Regions from separate parts of the Homo sapiens genome. Here region 1 is linked to region 2. The links are chromatin loops, found by intact Hi-C in ENCODE. Cell type or tissue: endothelial cell of umbilical vein. All regions are shown on one strand. Each heading gives the region's core, and the rest is flanking DNA. Links, peaks and the distances in the headings are about the cores only. Region 1 overlaps RGS12 (regulator of G protein signaling 12). Region 2 overlaps HTT (huntingtin).

Region 1 (9,653 bases), core at 612-8,611, 200 kb after region 2:
TACATGGGGTCTGTCCCGGCTGCCCTGTGGGCAGGACAGGTGCACAGCTTGTCCTTAACACGCTTGGTGCTGAAGAGGCTCACAGTACTGTGAACATTGGCAATGATTTTGTCTTTCTGAGAGTGGATAAGATACTAAAAGCAAAAGGACCCCTTCAGGCCTAGTGAACACAAAACAGTGGTGGAACCCTCTGTGTCTTTTTCCCTTGAATCCTGTAGGTGGGTTACCAGGTGTCGGTGAATAGGAGAATCACATGTAGGAGGCTGATTGGAAATAAGACCCATTTGTTGATGAGAAAAATTGGTTTCAGTCTTTCTGGGGTGTTTTGGGCTAAGGAGAGGCCCGCCAGGGCCAGGGATGGAGAGTGAGGCCGGGGTCCGAGGGCCGGGGATGGAGAGTGAGGCCGGGGTCCGAGGGCCGGGGATGGACAGTGAGGCCGGGGTCCGAGGGCTGGGGATGGAGAGTGAGGCCGGGGTCTGGGCTGTGCTTGTCCTTTCCTGTCCTTTACCTGCCACTGTGGGTTTTGTCCAAGGAAGCAGGTATGAGGGAATGAAGGGGTGGGGGGCGCAGAGGTGACATGTCCAGGTGGGGTGATGGGGGACCTCCGAGGTGCCAGCAAGGAGGAGGAGAAGAACATGGACGTTGGAATGAGCCAGGTTTAAACACAGCCTCTCTCCAGGGCTAGACTTGCCAGGTACAGTGTTGCCGCACAGCATTTGGGGCGCACTCATACTAGGAAGTTGTCATGTATCTGAGATTCACATTTAACTGGGTATCCTGTATTTTTTTTTTTTTCTAAATCTGGCAACTCCATTTATAGTCTCACTCTGCACAGATTTAAAAACCACAAACAGAAGTAAATATCAAGTAGAGATAAAAAGGGAAAGTCAAATACAAATGGAAAGGAAGAATTGAGGAGGTTTGACCTTCAGTGTTCCAAAGATACTGAAATAGTGTTTGTTTCTGGAATCAGGAAGTTTCATCAGCTGTGGCGCACGGGGGTATCCTGGAGGGCTGTGGCCTCCGTGTGTCCTGTTCACTTTTCCTGAAGCCAGGTCATCACCAGGCCGGTGCCCAGAGTGAGCTCACAGGGCAGGCCCTGCTGGACTGACCGCAGGGTCAGGTTGGCGCCTGTGACGTGGCTTTGGGCCCTGGCCGTTGTGGTCTGGGGTGGGTGGGGTTGGGGGCTTGGCTCCCGCTCTTGTCTGAGTGTCTTTGTGGTGTGGTGCTTCTGCAGGATTGGAGTTTCTGGAGTTCACGTTGTGTGGCCTTCAAAACCACAGAGACACGGGCAGGTGGGGCCTGCTGTGCTCAGCCCCTCCCAGCCTCTTGTGACTGGTGGGCTCCGCTCCCCCTGCTTACAGAAGTGGTTCCTCCTGCCCCTTGCACGGGGGCCTGTGTGTGTGCCCACAGCACCACATCAGAAAGCCCCGGAAGGCTGTGGGGTGACGTCTCTGTGCATGAGAAGGGAGGCGCCCCAGGAGTGAACAGGCACAGCCGGAGTGTGGGGCCCCTGCTCTGTGGCTAGGTTCTCAGAGCCTAGAGGCTGGGGGTGTTGGAGGAGTCATTGGGGGCCTCAGGTAGGAGGTGAGCTATGAGCTGAGCCACAGAGTCGTGGGGGGAGGAGAGAGGGCCCGTTTCAAGAGAGAGTGATTTTTGCAAATGGTGTCCTCCTGCATGGCCTGGCCCTGCTGTGCACTGTGGCATTGGGCTGTCTTAACTGTCTGTGACCCCGGGGCAGCTGGCCCTGGGAGTTCAGGACCGTCACTGGTTGCCTGTTCGTAGTTGCCCACCTGGAGCTGCTGCAGAAGCCACGAGACAGTTCTTGAATGAATAAACGAATGAATGAGTGAGCAGGAAAATCATGGGGCCACGAGGAAGTGGGTCTGACCGAGGGGGATGTTGAGGTTTGGGGAGGGACCCAGTGAGAGAGCCTCAAGAGGCTGGACCCAGTGGGACAGGTGCTTGGGCAGGGATTAGGAAGTGGGGAAGGACAAAGCGCTGGCAGCTGTGGGCAGGAGGAGGGTGAGGGCAGGGTGGGCCGGCAAGTGGGGTACAGCGGGGAGTCCAGCAGGAGGTGTGGCCACCATGCAAGGTGAGCCTCGGTACGGCGACCTAGGCAGGGAGGATGTGGGAGGGCCTCCGACTGGATGGGGACACAGGTGACAGCCACAGGGCACCTGCTGGCTCCCCCAGTCTCACCTCTGTGGCCCTTGCTGGAGGACACTGGAACCAGCAGTGCTGTATTTCAGCATCTGTGCAGATACTCTGTCCCTGGAGGCTCTTTTGCTTCATGGACTCTGGGTCCTTGGAGGATCCTGCAGAGTTTCCCCTCCTTGGGAGAAGCCCCCTCCTCTTCCTCAGCAACTTGAGCTTGCCCTGGTAGTGGGGGGAACAAGAGGAAGGAGGAACTAAGCCAGCTTGTCTCCCTGGGTGCCTGGCTTCCCCCCGCCCCACAGACCTGCCCCTGATGTGTTCTCTAGAAGTAAAACGGAGCTACAGAAGCTAAAGCCAGTGTTCACACTTTATGTGATTAGTATTAGTGTGATGTTAGCACAACTATTTCTTCAACTTTATATGACTTTCTGAATGCTACTTCCTTTTACTGTTGCTGGACTGTAATAGTATATACCTTTTTCTCAAGTGTTCAAAGAAACGAAGCATTCTGAAAGTTGCCAGTCTTTAATTTCTTCTTTACCTCTTATTTCTTTCCCCTAATCATTCATGTTTGCCATACTTCTGAATTCTAAAAGCTGCATTAGTTTTTGAGTGAATTCTCTTGTAAGCACTGAGTCGCTGTGCTGCTGCCTAGCAATGTGTGGGATCTTTCTGAGACTGACAATGGAAGAGGAAGAAAGCGCATTTGCTCCATGAGGCCGGAATTGAGGCATTTAATGTGTGTGTCCCTGATGCTCAGCCTCTTGGTTTCTTTGGATTTGAAATGTTAAAACCTCAAGAAGTGACATTTATTAAAAACCCACGAAAAACTATGCATGATGACAAAATGCTGACCTGGGACATTTTATGTATTGTACTTTTCAGTTCAGCCTAATGTATTATTCAAAAACTATGCATATTTATTCAAAAACTACTCATAATGTTGGTGGCTGCTGACCTGCTGCCTAAACGTAGGTTATTAGTATTCAGATTCAGGAGACTAAAGCTACCCAGGAACTGAGACACTCTTGAGAACCAGGTAGTTTTTGTTAGTGGAAACGTGAGCTTTGAGGGAGGCCGCTTTCTCCCGGGAGTGTGCTGGTGGAGAGGGAGGCAGCTGGGGCTGCACTGTAGAGCCCGGACTGCAGTCAGCCAGCCTGGCTTTGAATCCTAACTGCCTCCAGTCGTGGTGCTGGAGCCTCGGTTTCCTCATTTGTAAAACGGGATAATTAGACTTCGCTTGTGAGATTATGATCAGTTCGGCTTCTTTTTAGCCGCTTTTCCCCATTCTGTAGAGTTTGTCTCTGGTGTATCTGGTGTGATTTCCTTAATCACCTCCTCACAGAGTAGATTTCAGGGACCATTTTTGAAACTACCTGCTTTACATTGCCACCTAGATATAAGTACAGCACCATTTTGTGCTTATAGCAGGAATGGCAGCAAGTCAAACGACCCTGGAGCTATTTTGCATCACGTGGCACGTTGGTTCGCTGCCGCTGTGCAGCACACTGCGTCTGTAGCTGCAAGGCTTCTGGGATCAGGAGTCCTGCCTGGTGAGGCTCACGCAGGGCTGTGATCAAGGCGTTGGCCAGGGCTGTGCGATGAGGATTCGTTTCCATGCACACTCATGAGGCTGCTGGCAGCCTCAGAAGATCCATTTCCAGGGTCGCTAATATCGCTGTTAGAAGACCTCACATCCCTGCTGGCTGTTGGCCAGAGACATCCATTCCTTGTCACGTGGGCGGCTTCCTTGGGCAGCTCACAGCCAGGCAGTGACTTCCCTGAGAGGGAGTGAGGGAGAGCATGAGCGAGACGAAAGCCATGGTCTTTTGAAAACCTCATCTTGGAAGTGACATCCTATCTCTTTTGCACATTCTGTTTGTTAGAAGCGAGTCGCTAGGTCCAGCCTACACCCCAGTGGAGGGACTGCAGGGGCAGGATGACCAGGAGGTGGTGTCATGGGGGCCATCTCAGAGACCACCTGTCACTGTGCACCTGCTGGTCCCAGAGATTCATGTCCCTCCCATGTACAAAATACACTCCCCGCAAGGTCCTTCCATGACAGCATCTGCTCAGAGTCCCGCGTCATCCTCTAAACTGGCTCTAGGTGGGCTGAGATGCAGCTCCTGGGGTGCACGGTACCCCGGTCTATTGACCTGAACTAGAGAGACACGCCGTCAGCTCATCCAACCACAGCCACGGTGCCATCATGGCAAGCACCACAGGCCAGACCTTCCTGTTCAAAATGAGGGAAAATGGAGGCAGGAAGGAGCCTCAGATGTGCCTCACTTCCGAGACCCAGCCTGGCAGATGGTGGCAGTTCAGAGGCAGGAAGGAGCCTCAGGTGGGCCTCACTTCCGAGACCCAGCCTGGCAGATGGTGGCAGTTCCTTGTTCAAGTGTCATGATTTGGGACTGATAACTGTCCCTCTGCCCTTGGAGGCTTTGATTCCTCTCTCTGACTCATGCTTTCCTTTGTTTGAAACACAGCAGCTGCTTGCAGTTGAGTTGTTTTCTCAGCCTGCTTCCTGCTGATAGGATTTCCGGGTCCAGCACCCACTTTTTATTTTGTACTGCCTCTGACCCTTGTAGTTCAAGCTGGCAGTGATAGTTCTAACTTTATGGGCCTCCTGGGAGTCTCACTGGTGTCCATTCCATCAGGCACGAGCCATACCTGGCATCCCTCTGAGATGAGCCCTGCTCTGCCTTGGGGTCCTGAAGGGTGAGGACTAATGCCCATAAGCTTCTCAGGGCCTGGCTATTCCATGAGAGGCTGTGAGGCCCACCCTTCGTCTCTTTACAGAGGCTCCAGCCATCTTGTTGGTGCTCAGCACACAGCACCATTGTCTTGATGTCACATGCACAGCAGGCTTGCCTTGGACAGAAGCGGAAGGAGGAGCTGGCTGGCTGGAGCATTGGGGGCCGCCTGGCAGTGGGCTGCTCAGAGGAGAGTCAGTGGCAGGAGGTGCGATGACGATGACATGAGTTTAGAGGAGGGTGTGGAGACGAGGAGACGGATGCAGGTATCACTCCACCATGGGGAGTGTGAGTGTGGGGGCAAAGGCTGATTTGGGAAGTCCCGCTCGATAAGCGGCACAGCCTTTCCACCCCTGTTTCATCTAAATTTCTTTAGCATAACTGGAGTTGAATATTTGGGCTCCTGTCCTGCCTTGCTTGTAGACATGTGGCACCCTCTGCTCCTCAGTCAGGCACTGGCCTTGATGACATTTCCTTCCTTAAACACAAATAGCTGTTGGTCTGCTCCGGCACCGAAGCCTCAGGATCACTGCACAGGGCCTGGGGAGGCAGTAACTGGTGCAGGGGACCGAGCAGGGAGCAGAGAGTGGTCCCGGGTGTCTGAGCCCACCCTCTGTGGCACTCTGCTTCTGTTTGGGTAGGGAATGTCCTGGGGGACGCTGGTGGGTGGGAACAACACAGCTCTTGCCTTGTGAACCCGGCAAGTAGCAACAGCCCTCACTGGAGGAGCTGGGTTGGGCTGGGTAGAGGGGTGATGGGGTGATGGGGTTTGGGGTCAGGGAGTGACGGTGGATTCCAGGTGCTTTTTTGGAGGCTTCTTCCTAGCTCCTCATTTTAGGCAACTAAGCAATGTGCCAGGGTGGGTTTTCGTCAGTTTCCGATGTTTGGTTTCCTTCTCATCACATCACTCTCTTTTCTGAGTTGGTGCTGACCAAGTTTGTTGTTGATGGATGTGGGGTTTGGAGTGAGCCCATCGTTCACACCTCTTAACTGCCTCCCCCCACAAGCTTAGGAGCTTTATGGGATGTGTTGCCGCTGGCTGCTTTTCTGGTCCTAGGATACGGCCTTTGCCGACGTGTTGCCGCCGGCTGCTTTTCCGGTCCTGGGATACGGCCTTTGCCGACGCACCTTGCTCTTAGGCAGACTGTCTTGGACATGAGCCCGCGCACCGCTGGGGACAGGCCACGCTGCGGCAGCGTGTGCACACGGCATGAGGTCCGTCTCCACCAAGCCAGCCTGGGGTGGGATGCTGTGGGTCTGAAGAGAGGAGGCCAGGTAGATTTTCGTAAAACTAGGAGTTATTTATTTTATTCATGATTATGATGGCCTTTATGTAAAACTTCATCAACCCTCTTACTTTTACTTTTTTAGTACAAAAAAGTTCTTTTTAGAAAATGTAGAAAACATGCACAGAAATAATTGCATTCAGACACTTGAGAAAGTCAAGAATGTTTCAGTCAAATAGGTTCTTGGCACCCTTCCCTCCTCCCCTCACTCGGCAGGCGTGGATCGCGCACCTGCCCTGGGCCGTGGGTGTGCCAGCCTCGAGGCCTCGTGGCCCCTGCTCGTGCCTAGAACTGTGCCTGGCATGGAGAGAGCGCTCCCCACTGTGAAGTGTGTGGACAGATGGCAGCCTGTTTCCTTGTGTTAGCAGAACTCCTTTAAGTGCCCTGGTGTTTGGGCGGGAGACGCGAAATTCTACACTCAGAAGGTCCTGCCTGACAAACAGTCCTTTTAAAAAGGGTCCTTCCTTCTTTCTTCCCAAAGTTCCAAAAAGTCTCTTAGAAAGAGCAGGGCATATTTTCCTTACCTGGTGTATTTGGGTTCCAGCCAGACTCACCAGGATGACTGGGGGCGCCTGGGCAGAGGAAGCGTGCAGGGGCTTAGGAAGCATGGCTGGTGTTTGTGCGATTCTTGGAGTGGTGCCTTGGTGAGCTGCCCCAGGACCATGCGGTCAGGTGTGCGGGCAGCTCTGGGCCCAGGGGCCGTGTGCACAGTGCCCGTCCATCTGGTGCTGCTAGGGCCCTGGCCCTGAGCTGGTTGGGGAATTGCAGGTCTGCGTCTGCTGTGTTCCTCCCAACGCCTGCAGCACCCCAATTTTTGGCCAGACAGGGCCGGTGCACTTCAGGAGGTGAACAGAAAGAAACACATGTGACGATCTCAACAGCCGGCGTTAGTAAGAGGCTGTGTCCTCGACGCGAGGGATTCTGTTCACTGTCACAGGACTCAGGGCAGGTTTAGATGTGAAGCGTGTTGGCTCGGCGCTCCTCTTGCTGCAGGCGGGCCGTGGCACTGAAATGGCGAGGCACCCTCCCCGTTTGCAGATTGTAAGTCTTGGAGCGGGGCTAGCGATTCGTACTTATTTCCGCGGGCGGCTGGGGTGCGAGGTGTATGGGGAGAACAGCTGGTCTGTGGTGCTGCGTGCTCTGGGTGGCCTGTGCAGCCCTGTGATGGTCTCCCCAGGCCACCACCTGGCTGCCTAAGGCCCACGCACCTGCAGGCTCTGTGTTCTTAGGTGTCTGGTGGCAGATTCTCATGCCTTTGTGTGAGACTTGTCTTTTTCTTCTGAAAGTTTTGTGGGACTTTTTTCATCTCCCTGCTCAGGGCTTGGTGGGCCCTTTGCATTCGAAGATTCTTGTCTGCCTTTAGCTCTGGGAAGCGGCTGGCGCCGTTCAGGGCTGGGAGCCGCTCTGTCAGGATTGTGCTGTCATCTGTTGCATCCCGGGTTACCTGTGCCCTCCCAGGCCCTTTGTTGAAGGCTGAGAGGTCTTCCTGGAAGGGACTGTTTTCCTTATGTTGCAGCCTGAGCCTGCGTGGAGTCCCAGACGCGGTCGGCACTCGCAGCACTGCTGAATGGCAGGTGTCCGCTGAGGGGAACCGGGCAGGGGAGGAGCTGGGACCTGGGAATGGCAGGTGTCCTCTGAGGAGAGCTGAGCAGGAGAGGAGCTGGGACTCGGGAATGGCAGGTGTCTGCTGAGGGGAACCGTGTTGAGGAGGAGCTGGGACTCGGGAATGGCAGGTGTCTGCTGAGGGGAACCGTGTTGAGGAGGAGCTGGGACTCGGGAATGGCAGGTGTCTGCTGAGGGGAACCGTGTTGAGGAGGAGCTGGGACTCGGGAATGGCAGGTGTCTGCTGAGGGGAACCGTGTTGAGGAGGAGCTGGGACTCGGGAATGGCAGGTGTCTGCTGAGGAGAACCGGGTGGGAGAGGAGCTGGGATCCGGGAATGGCAGGTGTCCGCTGAGGGGAACCGTGCAGGGGAGGAGCTGGGACCCTGGAATGGCAGGTGTCCGCTGAGGGGAACCGTGCAGGGGAGGAGCTGGGACCCAGGAATGGCAGGTGTCCGCTGAGGGGAACCGTGTGGGGGAGGAGCTGGGACCCGGGAAATGGCAGGTGTCCTCTGAGGAGAGCTGAGCAGGAGAGGAGCTGGGGCCTGGGAATGGCAGGTGTCTGCTGAGGGGAACTGTGTTGAGGAGGAGCTGGGACCTGGGAATGGCAGGTGTCCGCTGAGGGGAACCGTGTGGGGGAGGAGCTGGGACCCTGGAATGGCAGGTGTCCGCTGAGGGGAACCGTGCAGGGGAGGAGCTGGGACCTGGGAATGGCAGGTGTCCTCTGAGGAGAGCTGAGCAGGAGAGGAGCTGGGACTCGGGAATGGCAGGTGTCTGCTGAGGGGAACCGTGTTGAGGAGGAGCTGGGACTTGGGAATGGCAGGTGTCTGCTGAGAACTGGGTGGGAGAGGAGCTGGGATCCGGGAATGGCAGGTGTCCGCTGAGGGGAACCGTGCAGGGGAGGAGCTGGGACCCTGGAATGGCAGGTGTCCGCTGAGGGGAACCGTGCAGGGGAGGAGCTGGGACCCGGGAATGGCAGGTGTCCGCTGAGGGGAACCGTGTGGGGGAGGAGCTGGGACCCGGGAAATGGCAGGTGTCCTCTGAGGGGAACCGTGTGGGGGAGGAGCTGGGACCCGGGAAATGGCAGGTGTCCTCTGAGGAGAGCTGAGCAGGAGAGGAGCTGGGGCCTGGGAATGGCAGGTGTCTGCTGAGGGGAACTGTGTTGAGGAGGAGCTGGGACCCGGGAATGGCAGGTGTCCGCTGAGGGGAACCGTGTGGGGGAGGAGCTGGGACCCGGGAAATGGCAGGTGTCCTCTGAGGGGAACCGTGTCGGGGAGGAGCTGGGACCCGGGAAATGGCAGGTGTCCTCTGAGGGGAACCGGGCGGGAGAGGAGCTGGGGCCTGGAAGGCCAAGGCAAGGGCTGTCTCCAGTCCACGCTGCACCCCAAGAAGGGAAGTGTGGAGAGGTATTGACTGGTGGCTCAGTAAAATGGCCTGGAAGTGGCCTTGGTGATTCCAGAATCTGCCAGCTCACTCCCTTTGGCACCGTGTCCTGCTGTGTCCAGGGCGGGCAGGTCCATGCTGCTCTGGGTCCAGGGAAGGTCTGGGAAGAGTGGCCAGGGACTTGGAGGGCCTCTCAGGTGAATGATGGGAGGTGGCTGGATGCAGGGATGGCCAGTGCGGGTCTGCATGGGGCGGGTATCAGATCGTCTGGTGTGTGTGTCCCTGATGAGGTGGGAGGGGGGTGCCAGGTGGGTGTTCGGCAGCTGTGGGCACTGTGAGGTGGTGGTGGGGGGAGGCTGCTGGGACATGATGACTATGGGAGGGTGTGAGGTGGGCAGGCGCCTGCGGGGGCAGGTCCCAGGTGGAGAAGGTGGCGTGGTGTCTTGCTGTCTCAGGCCCTTCCTCTGTGCA
Region 2 (9,653 bases), core at 960-8,959:
AAGTGCTGGGATCACAGGTGTGAGCCACTGTGCCTGGCCCTTGATGTTTCAGTTCTTGATATTTGATCCTCAGAGTCAGAAAATCTAAAAAGAGGGCTATCCCAGGTTGCCTTGGTTCATGGCAAATGGGACGTTAAGAGGGCAGAGAGAATATGAACAGAAACTGTTCTAATATTGGTCATTTAATGTGTAAGTATTGTTCTTTTTTAAACCTCCTTCATTTTTTTTCCAGGAATTGCTGGACACAGTGGCTTGGTGTGTGTCTGAGGACTGTAGGCCATGGCCCTAGGTTGTGGTTTTAGGTCTCAGGTGCTCTTCCTGGCTGTCTCCTTGCTTCTTTCCCATGTCCTCTTCTTTGTTTCCAGCCATTTCTCCCTTATGCTTAAGTTTGGTGCAGCAGGGTTTGGCTGCTCTCAGATTCCTGCTTCCTCAGATGCTGTAGTTGTCAGGCCCAGCGGGCTGGCAGCGGGATCAGGATCTGGCTAGGTTTGCTCTCACTGTGGCAGAGTAGGGGGAGGCGTGGGAGAGCACGTGTGACCCCAGGCCAGCTGTAGGGAGCATAGGCATGGTCACGTAGCCTTCAGGTCCTAGACTTTGTCTTCTCATGAGTATGGCTGTGTGTGTATGGTGAAAACTAGGTTCTACTTAGCCCAAGAAAATGGGCACATTTTGCATGTGGTTTCTGTAGAGAAATGCACTGGGTATCTGACATAGCCTGGCAGCATGCCTCCCTCAGGTAGGTTAGTCTCAGGCGGTGAAGCACGTGTGTCCAGCAAGAACTTCATATGTGGCATAAAGTCTCCGTTCTGTGAGGTGCTGGCAAATCACCACCACCGTCAAGAGGCTGAAGTGATTTTTGTCTAGGGAGGCAGGAAAGGCTTCCTGGAGTCAGCAGCCAGTAGGTGAAAGAGTAGATTGGAGACCTTCTTAATCATCACCGCCTCTTGTCTCAAGGGGTGCCAGGAAGCTGTGGAGGCTGAACCCATCTTATGCTGCCAGAGAGTGGGACACCATGAGGGTCAGGTCAAGGGGTTGTACCTTGTTTGGTAGAGAATTAGGGGCTCTTGAAGACTTTGGATGTGGTCAGGGGAGTGTATCATTTAGGAAGAGTGACCCGGTGAGGACGTGGGGTAGAGGAGGACAGGTGGGAGGGAGTCCAGGTGGGAGTGAGTAGACCCAGCAGGAGTGCAGGGCCTCGAGCCAGGATGGTGGCAGGGCTGTGAGGAGAGGCAGCCACCTGTGTGTCTGCGGAAGCAGGGGCAAGAGGGAAGAGGCCAGCAGCGTGCTGCCATCACCCAGCGACTGGCGTAGATTGTGAGAGACCATTCCCTGCTCTTAGGAGGGGCTGAGTTTTAGTTTTCTCTTGTTATACAATAAGCTTGGTATTTGTTTACAAAACATTTGTAAAGCTAAATCAAGGTTTGATAAGGCTTCTAGTTTTATTTAAGAAGTAATGTTGAAATAAATGTTTGTCCAATTCGCTTTGCTCATTTAAGGACTTTCAGTACAAACTGCAACAACAGGATTAGGATTTAAACGTTTCTGAGATGTTTTTACTCCTCAGAATTTCCCAGAATGTGATCTGGTTTTGATTTTCAAGCTTGCTGACCCAATAGGTTAACCCACAAGTTTTACGAAGACCATCTCAGTCCACTTACATCAACTGCCCATGCCACGGTTAAAGAGATCATCGACTGATGTTTGGCACAGCTTCCTCCCTCTTGGGTGGGCAAGCATTTGGAAGAGAAGGCTCCTATGGGTGAGAGTGGGGCACCAAAGTCTTCCCTGTCCCATCCCCTAGCTTGAGAAGCCCTTCTCTAATGTGGACTTTGTGCCGTTAGCATCGTTACTAGCTTGAAGTTGACCATCTGGACGTACTTTCTGGTTTAGCCTCACAAGTGAGCAAGGAGGGTTGAGAGATGTGCTGTGAGGAATGTGGGGCCCCAGCTGGCAGCAGGCTCTGGGTCAGGGGGGCAGGGACCACGGGCATACCTGACAGTGAGGAGGGGCCACACCTGCAGAAAAGGATGCAGGACTCCGCCTTGGGAAGTGTTCTAGGCCAGAGCGAGGGTCTGTGGTTTATAAGTACACCCACAGTGCTCGGGACCCTGCAGATGTCCAGGGTGCCGTCTGAGCCCGTATCATCCAACAGAATGTTCTGCTAGTGAAGATTAAAGATTTACTCCAGGGGCTTTAGGATTTATTATATATATATAAATCCTATATATATAATTTTTTTTTTTTTTTTTTTTGAGATGGAGTTTCGCTCTTGTTGCCCAGGCTGGAGTGCAATGGCGTGATCTTGGCTCACTGCAACCTCCGCCTCCCGGGTTCAAACTATTCTCCTGCCTCAGCCTCTCGAGTAGCTGGGATTACAGGCGCCCACCACCACACCCGGCTAATTTTTGTATTTTTTAGTAGAGACGGAGTTTCTCCATGTTGGTCAGGCTGGTCTTGAACTCCTGACCTCAGGTGATCTGCCCGCCTTGGCCTCCCAAAGTGCTGGGATTACAGGCATGAGCCACCCCACCTGGCCAGGATTTATTGTATTTGAACCATCTACCATTTTAATTTTGATGTTATGTAGTATTTGATGATAATGAAAGTTAAATTGTTTTTCTTTCCATTTTTCTGTTTAAGTGAATGACCTGTATCTAGTTTATTCAGTAACTTCCTGCATATATTTGTTTCTTTCATTCTTAATGAATATATTCTTAATTTAGTTGCTATTATGTTTTGCTTTGCCCCAAAATTGAAATCTTAGTTTCCTTTTAGCTCGTTTTAGAACTAGTGATGGGATGTGTCTTCCATAAATCTCTTGTGATTTGTTGTAGGCTTTGATGGATTCTAATCTTCCAAGGTTACAGCTCGAGCTCTATAAGGAAATTAAAAAGGTGGGCCTTGCTTTTCTTTTTTAAAAATGTTTTAAATTTTAAATTTTTATAGGTACACGTATTTTGTAGGTACATGTAAATGTATATATTTATGGGGTACATGAGATATTTTGATACAGGTATACAATACATAATAATCACACCATGGAAAGTTGGATATCCATGCCCTCAAGCATTTATCCTTTGTGTTACAAACAATCCAGTTACATGCTTTACTTATTTTATTTTATTTTTGAGACAGAGTCTTGCTTTCACCCATGCTAGAGTACAGTGGCATGACCTTGGCTCACTGCAACCTCCGCCTCCCGGGTTCAACCGAACTTTGGGCTGGTCTCAAACTCCTGACCTCAGGTGATCCGCCCGCCTCGGCCTCCCAAAGTGTTGGGATTACAGGCGTGAGCCACTGTGCCGGGCCTGATTGTACATTTTAAAATAACTAAAACAGTCAGGGCACAGTGGCTCATGCCTGTAATCCCAGCATTTTGGGAGGCTGAGGCAGGTGATCACCTGAGATCAGGAGTTCGAGACCAGCCTGGCCAACATGGAGAAACCCTGTCTCTACTAAAAATACAAAAATTAGCCAAGTGTGGTGGCGGGCGCCTGTAATCCTGGCTACTCGGGAGGCTGAGGTAGGGGAATCGCTTGAACCTGGGGGTGGAGGTTGCAGTGAGCCGAGATCACGCCACTGCATTCCAGCCTGAGCGACAGAGTGAGACTTTGTCTCAAAAAATAAAAATGAAATAAAATTGGGCCGGGTGTGGTGGCTCACACCTTAGTCCCAGCACTTTGGGAACCTGAGGCAGGTGGATGCTTGAGACCAGGAGTTTGAGACCAGCATGGGCAACATGGCAAAACGCTGTCTGTACAGAAATTAGCTGGGTGTGGTGGTGCACAACTATAGTCTCAGCTACTTGGGAGATTGAGGTGGGAGGATTAATTGAGCCTGGAAGGTTGAATCTATAGGTAGCTGAGATTGTGCCACTGCCCTTCAGCCTGGGCGACCAAGTGAGACCCTGTCTCAAAAGAAAAACAAAAAAACAAAAAACAAACCACTATTATCGACTATATATTATTGTCTATGATCCCTCTGCTGTGCTGTCGAATACCAGGTCTTGGGCCCTTATTTCCATCACTGAGCAAACTTCACTCTGTTAAGCAGCAGGTGTGGGATTTCATCGTTATTCAGTAATTCACAATGTTAGAAGGAAATGCTGTTTGGTAGACGATTGCTTTACTTTTCTTCAAAAGGTTACTCTTTATTAGATGAGATGAGAATTAAAAATGGTAACTTACTTTATATCTTTATAATTGAAGCCCACTAGACCTTAAAGTAGTTACCAGATGTTTTATGCATTTAAATGGCCTTTTCTCTAAAATTAGAAAGTAACAAGGAAAGAAAATGCTTCGTTTCTATGCAACCCTCTTGGTGACTAGTATGTGACTCTTAATGCAACCCTCATTGCACCCCCTCAGAATGGTGCCCCTCGGAGTTTGCGTGCTGCCCTGTGGAGGTTTGCTGAGCTGGCTCACCTGGTTCGGCCTCAGAAATGCAGGTAAGTTGTACACTCTGGATGTTGGTTTTTGTCGGGGGCCAGCTGCTACTGATCCTTTATGTCTCAGCTCAGATGTCATTTCAAAAGTCTGCTCTGCCCTCTCCAAATTGCAGTCGACCTTGCCCTGTTTATGTTTCCCTCATAGCACTAATCCATGTCAGAAATTGTCACGTACAGTCTATCTGTGTGCTTGTTTATTTTCTATCCCACCCTTCCGCAAGAGACTTATGGGATGTGTGCCCCAGGACAGCAGGGGTCTTACTGTCTTATGCTCTGTTGCAGCCCAGCAGCGATAACAGTGTCTGCACATAGTACTTGCTTAAAAGATACTTGCCAAATTGTTGAAGGTTGAGGTACCAATTTCATTATTGCTGACTATAGGAGTTATAGCAAAATATCCATTTGTCTGTTACATGAGTTAAAAATATGGTTGTTGCACTGTGAATAGTTTGGTTTAGTCAAAACAGTTGTATCTTAACGGATTGAGAAACAAAAGCAGGACCACTTTTCATCAGCTCCCTCCTTCTCCTTAACCAGCAATACATGCTGATGCTGATATCCCATAGACCCTCAGCTCCATCCTGAGTCACTGGGAATGTGGTCTAAACCCTCACTATTAATATGAACTGAGTTTCAATAAGAATCTTATATGGGTCGGGCATAGTGGCTCATACCTTTGATCCCAGCACTTCAGGAGGCCAAGGCAGGTGGATTGCTTGACCCAGACTAGGCAACATGGTGAAACGCCGCCTCTACAAAAAATACAAAACTTAGCCAGGCATGGTGGTGCGTGCCTGTGGTCACAGCCACTCGAGAGGCTGAGGTGGGAGGATCACTTGAGCCTGGGAGGTGGAGGTCGTGTTGAGCCAAGATCGCACCACTGCACTCCAGCCTGGGCAACAGAGTGAGACCTGTCTCAAAAAAACCAAAATCCAGAAAAGAACTTATATGGCTGCAGAGGTATAATCACTAAGGAAATTTCCTTTTGTATAATCTTTTTTCTTTTACTATCATTTAAAAAAATGTGTTATATTTCTGAAGCAACACATCCAGGTTCTGCACATAGCAGCCAAAGTGACCTTAAAGAATATAACTGGGTCTTGTCATTCCCTTATTTAAACTCTTGTACCCATTTCCCAGTGCCGTTTAGATAGAGATTCCAGACTCGTCAATGGCTCTGTCACCTCAGACACCCTGCATTGACTCATTAGTCTGATTAGAGTCAGGTTTTTCTTCCTCCTGATGGTTTTTTTTTCCCCCTTAGTTCTCAGCGGAACAGTCACTTCCTTAGGGAGGTTTCCCCAGCCACCCTCTGAGGCCGTGCTTGTTGCCAGACTCTGCCACTAGAGGGCAGGGCTGCACCACTCCTGGCACCTCGCACCCGGCCTGCCCTGTCACTCTGTGTGTTGGGTGAATTCCTGTGATCTGTGACTCACTGCTCTGTGTCCTACACATTCGGCTTTTCTTCTCTCCCCACAACCCCATTTTATAATTCTCCTTTTTCAGGAAAGCTTTATTCCCATTTAAAAATTTTTGTTTTTAAAATGGTATTTTCTTACACTTATTTTCTAATTAAAAATGAGTGTTTTAAGAAGTATTATGATTTACTGCAAATAATTTTTAAACCCAGCCTTTTAGATCCTCTGTGATCATAAGAGAAATGAAGGATGTCTCCCAACACTTGAGCTTCATCCACATTTCATCCTCCTGTTCTTTCAGCTGAGTTTTCCCCATCCCATTAGGGACTGTTGGAATATAAAACTGGCTTTTCCCTAACAGGGAATGAATTGCTTCTGTTTCTCCTGAAGGAGAGCTGGAAGAATGACTTGCGTTCTTTTGCATACACAGGCCTTACCTGGTGAACCTTCTGCCGTGCCTGACTCGAACAAGCAAGAGACCCGAAGAATCAGTCCAGGAGACCTTGGCTGCAGCTGTTCCCAAAATTATGGCTTCTTTTGGCAATTTTGCAAATGACAATGAAATTAAGGTATGATTGTTGCCTCAGGTCACAAACATGCGAGTGATGCTGTGAGTGAGTCTGTGGAGGGTGAGGGCTTCTGAACAGGGAGTCCTGTGGGAGTGCTTCTTGGGGTATGTTGTATGTCGTAATTTAGACTACCATCATTTGTGTTATTTTTGAGGCACCTAAGGACTTCTTTCCACTTCTCATTTCTTACTGTGGGGTGAAGAGTTGAATTGGGAGATGGTTTCTAGATGCAAATTGAAAAGGCATTTTTCCAGAGCAGATTTGTTTTCGGCGTACTAGAGTGACTCTTTAACCTAGCTGCGGGAAGATGACTGTGCCAAGACTGCAGGTAGGAGAAAGCTCACTGACGAGGCCTTGTGGGTCTGAACGTCCTGCAGCTATCAGAGCCTGTTGGCTTCCTGTTGTGCATTCCAACAAATCATCTTCAAACCCACTTTAGTGTTTTGTTTATAATGTCCAGAAATAGTGACCCTGTCACATGCTCTACAGATTACAGGATTCTTAGCCTCTTCCTTTTTGGTAGGTCAGTCCTGGGTTTGAGCCCAAGTGACCCTCCTGGGAGGTGATGATACACACTGGGTAGAGTGGAATCAGATGGACTTGGATTAGAATTCTGTCCTCTTTACTAGTTATTTTCCTCTAGGCAAACTGCCCAACAGCTCTAAGCTATTTCCTTCGTATTCTGAAAAATAAGCCTTAATGGGACCCATATAGGGCAACTCTGAGAGTAAAATAAAGGAATATGTGTTAGAGTGTAGCATAGTCACCCACGGGAAGGGCTTAGATGTTAGCTGCTACTGCTCTTATTAGCTGAATGATTTGGAATAAACTGTTAGCCTCTCTCATGTTTTTTCTCTTGAGCTTCGAAGTTTTCTTGTTAATACTAAGGAGATATTCAAACTAGTCATGGGGTTTTGGAATGACGAAGGGAGATGATGAATCTAAAGAATTTAGTGTAATATTTCTTCATGCTCAGTAAATGGTAGTTTCTGCTGCTGTTATTTTTATTACCATCTCTTTGGAATGGGAGTAGGTGCTCCTTTGTGGTCAGAGGCTGTGAGAGCTCCACAGCGCCAGTTTGCCCATCTGTACACTGGGGTCTGTTGAAGGCAGTCCCCTCTGTGATATCTCTGGCTGTCAGAGCTCAGATGATAGATGGTATTTTTGTACTCTTAGTTCTCATCATTTTCATGATTTCGATCACCATTTGAGTATGATGATGCTAACACTTTGTTGAACGTAGAATCCGTTAATTACTTCCTTCCTGAACCTTTGGCATTAAAAAAAATCTATTCTGCTACCTCTCTGCTCATTTATGGTTATTCAAATTTATTATCAAGAGCCTGGTACAGTGGCTTGTGCCTATAATTGTAGCTACTTGGGAGGCTGAGGTAGGAGGATTGCTTGAGGCCAGGAGTTTGAGACCAGCCTGGGCAAGATAGTGAGACCCTATCTCTAAAAAAACTGAAAAAAAATTAGCTGGACATGATGGCATGTGCCTGTGGTCCTAGCTACTCAGGAGGCTGAGACAGGAGGCTCGGTTGAGCCCAGGAGTTGGAGTTCGAGGCTACACTGAGCTGTGATTGTGCCACCACACTCCAGCATGGGTGGTAAAACAAGATGCCATTTCTTAAAAAAAAAAAATATATATATATATATTATCAATGAAATTCAGTAGTACCAACAGGATTATAAACAAAGATAGTAGTTCCCTTCCTACTTTTTCTCTTAATCCTTGTGTCTCACAGGCAAACATAACTCTTAGTATTTCTTCCAATATTTACTTTCATGTTTCTTTCTTTCTTTCTTTTTTTTTCTTTGAGATGGAGTTTTGCTCTTGTTGCCAAGGCTGGAGTGCAATGACGCAATCTTGGCTCACCACAACCTCTGTCTCCCGGGTTCAAGCGATTCTCCTGCCTCAGCCTCCTAGTAGCTGGGATTACAGGCATGCATCACCACGCTCGGCTAATTTTGTACTTTTAGTAGAGATGGGGTTTCTCCGGGTTGGTCAGGCTGGTCTCGAACTCCTGACCTCAGGTGATCCTCCCACCTCAGCCTCCCAAAGTGCTGGGATTACAGGCGTGAGCCACTGCGCCCAGCAACTTCCACATTTCTAAATAACATGCTTCTACTGCTATTTTTTTTTTCAATTTTAGACATTTTTTTACTTTCACTATAGTTCTATCAGAATTCAGTGTGTACGTTATTATGCCTAAGTAAATAGTCATGGTTGCTTACGTATTATATTTCTTTGATTGTGTTTCTTATTTGATGAGAAAGCTGTGTTTTTTGCTCTGGGTTGAAACTGGAGAGAGGACCTGGGGAGGAGGAGGAGGACAGATGAAGTTGGTGACTGTACCTTCATGGCCATAGCTGGGTTCTCAGCACCCGGGGATCTGCTGATCACCTACTCATAGGCCAGGCCCCTATCGAAGTTCTAGGTGACCCAGTGCTGGGGACGGGGGGGCCACCTGCAAGGTCTAATCATGGAGGTGGGGGCTACAGTGTTGGCTTGTGCTGGGGCCAGCATCCTTAGGAAGGCATCTTGGAGGTGGAGGAGACAGCCGCCCACTTCTTGATTGGGGCCTTCAGCAGCACCAGCTTCTTGGGCAGGCTGGTGCTGGCTTTCATCACCATGTCGTGTTCAATCTTCTTCCAGATCCTGACTTCTAGGTTCAGCTTTCCTCAGACCCTGGTTCCTTTCAGAGGCCATTGCTGCTGCCTTGCTCTTTGCTGGCTTGTGCCTTGATTATATGTCTTTGTACAACTTTTTGTTTTCCTGGAGTTAATCTTCACATCTGTTTTCTTGGAGTTAATCGTTACCTCTATATCGCTTGCTTATTATTCTTTGGCCTTTTTGTCTTCTCACACCTTCCAACTTCTTTGTAATATGTGTTTAGTACAATTTTTCATGACAGGTAGTTTACTGAATCAGTTTTTCCCCAGTGTGGTCATCCAACTTGAGTTATCCAGCTCTCTGCCCCAGTCTGGGCAGGTTGATCTTCAGGTCTGTAGTACACTTGTATCCTAGGACTTCTCTTTGCCATTAGCCTGGAATTTCCTTTGCAGTTCTCCCGTTGGATGCCCAGTTCCTAGATGCCATATGTTTTTCTATCGTCTAGTAGCTTCCTGAGAGAAGATGAATGGGAGGGAAATTGTATGAGGTTTTGCATTCATAAAAATGCCATTTTTTTTCCTGTACACTTGGCTGGGTATGGT

Evidence for each region. Hi-C counts contacts between places; a loop is a spot of excess contacts. Peaks named below come from ENCODE experiments on the same cell type or tissue, not always from the same donor. Only the 100,000 strongest peaks of a DNase experiment are listed, where the experiment ranks them.
Region 1: it touches region 2 in a loop (4-fold over the local background); 2 of 110 quality-filtered maps call a loop at or near these places.

The regions. Positions count from the first base shown.
Region 1 is chr4:3,301,211-3,310,863 of GRCh38, forward strand. The region is part of intron 1 of RGS12 (regulator of G protein signaling 12); the gene reads left to right. Among named protein-coding and RNA genes, the nearest start is that of RGS12, 13 kb to the left of the region's middle. RefSeq lists enhancers at 1,512-1,561, 1,582-1,641, 3,248-3,897, 7,114-7,832. In endothelial cell of umbilical vein, for the core only: no CTCF peak of the experiment used is centred there; DNase peaks (open chromatin) are centred at 1,031, 3,841 and 4,641; H3K27ac peaks cover 4,071 bases.
Region 2 is chr4:3,100,990-3,110,642 of GRCh38, forward strand. HTT (huntingtin) reads left to right here. Exons shown (of 67, transcript NM_001388492.1): 4 at 2,835-2,894; 5 at 4,368-4,447; 6 at 6,296-6,434. Among named protein-coding and RNA genes, the nearest start is that of HTT, 31 kb to the left of the region's middle. In endothelial cell of umbilical vein, for the core only: a CTCF peak has its summit at 5,790 (motif pointing right); a DNase peak (open chromatin) is centred at 5,792; H3K27ac peaks cover 2,062 bases.